2 separate regions of the Mus musculus genome follow, and region 1 is linked to region 2. A link is a loop called in an ENCODE intact Hi-C map of the cell type or tissue named here. Cell type or tissue: left cerebral cortex. All regions are shown on one strand. Links, peaks and the distances in the headings refer to the core of each region. The heading gives the core; the rest is flanking DNA. Region 1 has its middle 17 kb from the start of Map7d3. Region 2 holds the start of Brs3 (bombesin-like receptor 3).

What was found. Hi-C counts contacts between places; a loop is a spot of excess contacts. Peaks named below come from ENCODE experiments on the same cell type or tissue, not always from the same donor. Only the 100,000 strongest peaks of a DNase experiment are listed, where the experiment ranks them.
Region 1: a loop joins it to region 2, with 3 times the contacts of the local background. A loop is called at or near these places in 3 of 42 quality-filtered maps.

Annotation. Positions count from the first base shown.
Region 1 is chrX:56,838,118-56,840,931 of GRCm38, forward strand. No RefSeq gene overlaps it. Among named protein-coding and RNA genes, the nearest start is that of Map7d3, 17 kb to the left of the region's middle. In left cerebral cortex, for the core only: a CTCF peak has its summit at 1,460 (motif pointing left); a DNase peak (open chromatin) is centred at 1,452.
Region 2 is chrX:57,042,580-57,045,393 of GRCm38, forward strand. Brs3 (bombesin-like receptor 3) reads left to right here and starts at 495. Exons shown (of 3, transcript NM_009766.3): 1 at 495-1,099; 2 at 2,638-2,814. The coding sequence starts at 666. In left cerebral cortex, for the core only: a CTCF peak has its summit at 1,521; no DNase peak of the experiment used is centred there.

The DNA.
Region 1 (2,814 bases), core at 110-2,609, 200 kb before region 2:
TATACTGATTCTATAGGCTTCAATTAGCCACATAACCTGGCCTAATAGCCATGTGGTGGGATGGGCTTAGTAGTTTCTGTTCTAAAATATATATTTTGAGGGGCATGTCCCTGGTGATTGCTAGAGGACCCTCTTTTCACTAGTGTCTTTGTTGGTGACTGATGGAATGGGATAGAGCTTGAAGAAGTCGCTAGCCTCTGTCCGCTCCTCTCCTAAGGGAGAGAGCCAGGGTTAGACAGACACATGGAACCTTAAAACTCATATCAGCTATATCAGGGTCCTTTCAGCCAACGCTTGCTAGTGTATGCTATGGTGTCATCGTTTGGAGGCTAATTATGGGATGGATCCCTGGATATGGCAGTCTAGGCCGGGGCCTAGCAAACACATAAGTAGATGCTCACAGTCAGCTATTGGATGGAGCACAGGGCCCTCAATGGAGGAGCTAGAGAAAGTACCCAAGGAGCTAAAGAGATCTGCAACCCTGTAGGTGCAACAACATTATGAACTAACCAGTATCCCAGAGCTCTTGACTCTAGCTGCATATGTATCAAAAGATGGCCTAGTCGGCCATAACTGCAAAGAGAGGCCCATTGGACACACAAACTTTATATGCCCCAGTACAGGGGAACGCCAGGGCCAAAAAGTGGGAGTGGGTGGGTAGGGGAGTGGGGGGGGGAGGGTATGGGGGTCTTTTGGGATAGCATTGGAAATGTAAATGAGGAAAATATGTAATAATAAAAAATATTAAAAAAAAACTCATATCAGATACTCTTCACACTGGGACAGACCTGGACACCCCTGCCCACTGTGCCTTTCTTATTTCTTTAAATCTATAATTTTGAAAATGAACATCCTGTCCATTATTGGGGAGAGGATCCATATGGAGTGTGTTGTATGAGACTTTATCAGGAAATCAAGGTATGAAATGTCACCAAACATCCTGGCATGGGACATACTTACCTGTGTGGACTGTCCCTTCCTGTGTAAGAACTGCCTACTTGTGAGTAGCCTCTTCATGTGTAACGATGTGTCTCCCTATCTAAGGATAAGAGACCGGCATTGAAGGGGAAGAGACTTGAGCCATTAACTACATCAGGCAAACCACTCCAGCTCTTCCATCTATGCGAATTCATGAAAGGATCATCCCCAGCTGTTAGTCTCAGTCTTGCCTGGCTTTATACTTGATGCCCCTCTCTGAAATCTGAAATTTATTTGTGACTACTTTTCATTGGAGCCAAACATGTTTGGCTGTTCAGAAAATAAAAGTAGACATTTAAAACCTGAAGGTGTGTTATAGAGGTCATCATGGAAATGGCAACCTAACCCAACCCAACCCAACCCAACCCAAACCAAACAAACAAACAAAAAACCCAACAACAACAAACAAAAACAAAAAGAAAACCAGGCCTTGCTCTTTGGTAAAACTGAGTGTTGCTGCCACCTAGTGGACAAGATGTATCATGCAAGCAAAGTCAACTCTGGTTAGGTCTACAGAAAAACACCAGCCATCAGCCCACTGTTGAGAAATTAGTTAACTCAGGAATTCCACTGGTATATTAGACATCACACTGTTACTTTATTTTCTTTACATTATTTTTGTTTATTTTTTGGAGACAGGGTTTCTTGAAACCTGTGTGTTTCTCTGTACAGCATTGGCTGTCCTGGAACTCACTCTGTAGACCAGGAGGCTTTGAACCCAGAGAACCAGCTGTCTCTGCCTCCAAAGTGCTGAGATTAAAGGAGTCCCCCACCACTACCCGGCTTTTTTTTCTTTTCGAGACAGGGTTTCTTTGTGTATCTCTGGCTGTCCTGGAACTCACTCTGTAGACCAGGCTGGCCTCGAACTCAGAAATTCACCTTCCGTGCCACCACTGCCCTGCCCTTCTTTAATTCTTTTTTAAAAAAAGATTTGTTCATTTACTTTGTGTGAATGTTTTGAGTGTGTGTGTGTGTGTGTGTGTGTGTGTGTGTGTGTGTGAAAGAGAGAGAGAGGGAGAGAGAGAGAGCATGCGTGCTCGTGCATGTCCAGTGCCAGCAGAGGTCGAAAGAGGAGATCTCATTTCCGAAAACTGGTGTTATAGGCAGTTGTGAGCTACCTGATGTTGGGAACCAGGCCTACAAGCCTAGGTCCTGTGCAAGAGCAGTAAGTGCTCTTAACTGTTGAGCCTTCCTTTCACTGTTTCTTCATTAGCTTAAAGCCAATAAATTTTCATTTGAGCATAATGGGTTGGGAGGAGACCTACTCTGGTCTGTAGCTAAGTAGTTAGTTTGTTTGATTTACAGATGCTATTCTCAGAGGCTGCCAGAGGAAGGTAGACTCCAAGCATCCACATATACGGTGTTCTTCCCATGTCCTAGCTAGATTCCCAGGACGTTAGAACATCCGAAAGGAGACCTTTTAGGGCCTTGGGCTAGAAGCTGAAGAGGAACACTGGTTTGACCGAGGTCACACATAGTTGATGTAGGAGAAGCTGGTTTGGTTGAATGGGAGTGGGTATTTGCCAAAGCACCTTGGAAAGACATGGAGCTCCTGGGTCTCAGAGAGGCATCAGCGCTGGGGACATGTTTAAAGGAATCCATTCTGGTTGGGAGGGATTCTGAAGAAACAGAAATGCGGGAAGCTTCAAGCATCAAGAGGCACTCTCTGCTAGGCTAGGGGATGGTGGGGATCACTGGCTGGGGCTTTCACAGAAGCTGAACTGCATCTTCAGTCCTTTCCTTCCCTAGGCTTCCCACCGTTTAGGTTGCAACAGTGTCTCACTAAACTATTCTTCCTGTCCCTGAACTCACGGTGTAGATCCAGCAGGCCTTAAA
Region 2 (2,814 bases), core at 36-2,535:
TTACCATGTGTCAGAGTTAGATGGTAAACCCAGGTTACTGGATTATTGCTTTTGGAAAGTGACATGATCTCTGTCAATGTGTGACTGATTTGTTGCTTCAGTGTCTCTCTGATATTAAATTTTGAGGAGTGGGCTCAAGTTTGTGCTTTGGGGCCATCTATCCTTATTTGTCATATAAAAGAGAGTGCATTCGAGCACTATGTGATGGGAGATGGTGAGGCTTTTTTTTTTTTTTTTTAATTCACTAAGGTCCATCTAAACCATGCTGGGTAGAAATGAAGATACAAGAGATTCTAAGAAATAATTAGATGGCTTAACAAGCCTAATTATCCAAAGGACTACCCACCCTCCAAAGGGGAAAGCAGGTACAGGGCATTTTTTTTAGCCCCTTTTCTCATCTCATGTCATGAGAATGCCAATGAGACTCGTCCACCCTCCACCTCCCACTTCCTGGTGCCAGATCTGTAAGCGCTTAGCCAAGCATGCTGGGAGACACAGAACCACTAAAGGGAAGGAGTAGCCGGATGTCTTGGGTTTTCTTCCCATTCCGTTCTGTTCTGTTCTCCTGACACCACCTCATTACTAGACGTAGGCACTAGACGTGACAGTCAACTACATTTGAACTGAGCAGAGGAGAGGTAGTGAAGGCAGAGTGTGCAGGAGACATGTCTCAAAGGCAGTCTCAGTCACCTAATCAGACTTTAATTTCCATTACAAATGACACAGAAACATCAAGCTCTGTCGTCTCCAACGATACTACACATAAAGGATGGACCGGAGACAACTCTCCAGGAATAGAAGCACTGTGTGCCATCTATATCACTTATGCTGGGATCATTTCAGTGGGCATCCTCGGAAATGCTATCCTCATCAAAGTCTTTTTCAAGACTAAATCCATGCAAACAGTTCCAAATATTTTCATCACCAGCCTGGCTTTCGGAGACCTGTTACTTCTGCTGACTTGTGTGCCTGTGGATGCAACCCACTACCTGGCAGAAGGATGGCTGTTTGGAAAGGTCGGTTGTAAAGTGCTTTCCTTCATCCGGCTCACTTCTGTCGGTGTGTCAGTGTTCACGCTAACAATTCTCAGCGCTGACAGGTGAGTTTCTTTTCTCTGTTCTATTTGCCGGGATGTGAAATTAGGGGAAGAGAGAGAGGAAAAAAAAGAAAGAAAGAAAGAAAGAAAAGCTTGTGCTTAGCATTTACTGGCTACCGGTTGGCTTTTCTCACACTCTGTAACCTAAATGTAAGATTGAAAAAGCAGCAGCCTTTTAAAATAAAAGTTAGAGTAAAAATGTTGAAATGCCTCTGTTAGCATCTGAAGAGTGCTTGAAAAATATGTGCTTTGGGCTGGGGTTTCCTTTCTTTGAAATGTAATTGTTTGCCTGAAAGAATAGCAAACGGTGTTTTTATTTTCCTCCAGCTTATTAAGTCAGGCAAATTGTTGCAGGTGCAAAGAAAAATGCTCATGCTTTATACATTAGTGCAGCCTAGTGGTATAACAGAGTCAACATGAAAACATTGATATAGGTGGGAAATGGACCGTGTATGCATTACCACGTACGAGAGGGACGGTAAAGAGAGAAAATGCATCTAATTTATTTGAAAGTCCCCAGATTATCTAGCGGGAGGTAAACAGTAAGGTTTTCAGCTCCCTGGCAATTCAGTGTCCTGTCATCATTGAATTCTGTTTGTGTTCTCCATGAGCATGGGCTGGCATTGTCATTCCCAGAGAAATAAGTTATTTCTGATGGACTTTTAAAATCCTGTGGCTATAGCCTGTGAAACAATCTCACTGTCAGGGAGTTGGGGCTCTGGGGTAGGGTGTGTTTAGTTTGAATACTGTATTATACTGTAGAGAATATCTATTGCTGAAAAACCATGAAAGCATGAAAAAAAAAAGAGGCTCCAAAGATTAAATTTTTTGAAAGAAGTCCACAGTTAATCAATGTCTGGCAGTACTGGCAGGGCTAGCTTTATATACTGAAATGTGGCAGGAGCAAAAGCTTGCTCTGTGTAAATATTATAACAATTACTATTATTCTACTGCTGCTGTTGTTGCTTTTACTGGTCTATATTCTTCTTGAGGGCAGACTCCCATGAAGGCTACAGGCTTTAAGTTGTCTCTGTCCAAATGAGGAGGCATCATTTCATGGGCCTCAACTTCTGATGTTATCCTAATCTCCTCCACTGATCCATTAAGTTAGGGAATGAAGTAGCCCTTAGGAATGGGGAAAACATGAGCTCTCTGCTTCTTACTGCTGGAAATCTTGTCTAGAAACACTACTTACTCTTCTAGGAGAATTAATTTGATTAACATGAGTCACTTATACATACAGGACTTCCTTAGAATACTTATGGCAACACATAGGTGGCGAATTACTCTCAAGTCACACAGAAAAACATGCTGAAAATGTCCTAAATAAAAAGTCTGCTCTAAAATTACAAAATCATAGATCTGGAATGCCTCATGGGAGTGAATAAGGGACACGCTGATTGGCATAAATAAAATCTCTGTCTTTGGAACCATATCCAGTTCTAGTTGGTTCTATATGATTGGAGACAAGAACGAACTGAATGATTGCTAAAGTCCTATGTGTCACTAATTTCAACTCTGCTGTGATTCTGTGTTTCTAGATACAAAGCAGTCGTGAAGCCACTTGAGCGACAGCCCCCCAATGCCATTCTGAAGACCTGTGCAAAAGCTGGTGGCATCTGGATCGTGTCTATGATATTTGCTCTGCCAGAGGCTATATTCTCAAATGTATACACTTTCCAAGATCCTAACAGAAATGTGACATTTGAATCATGTAA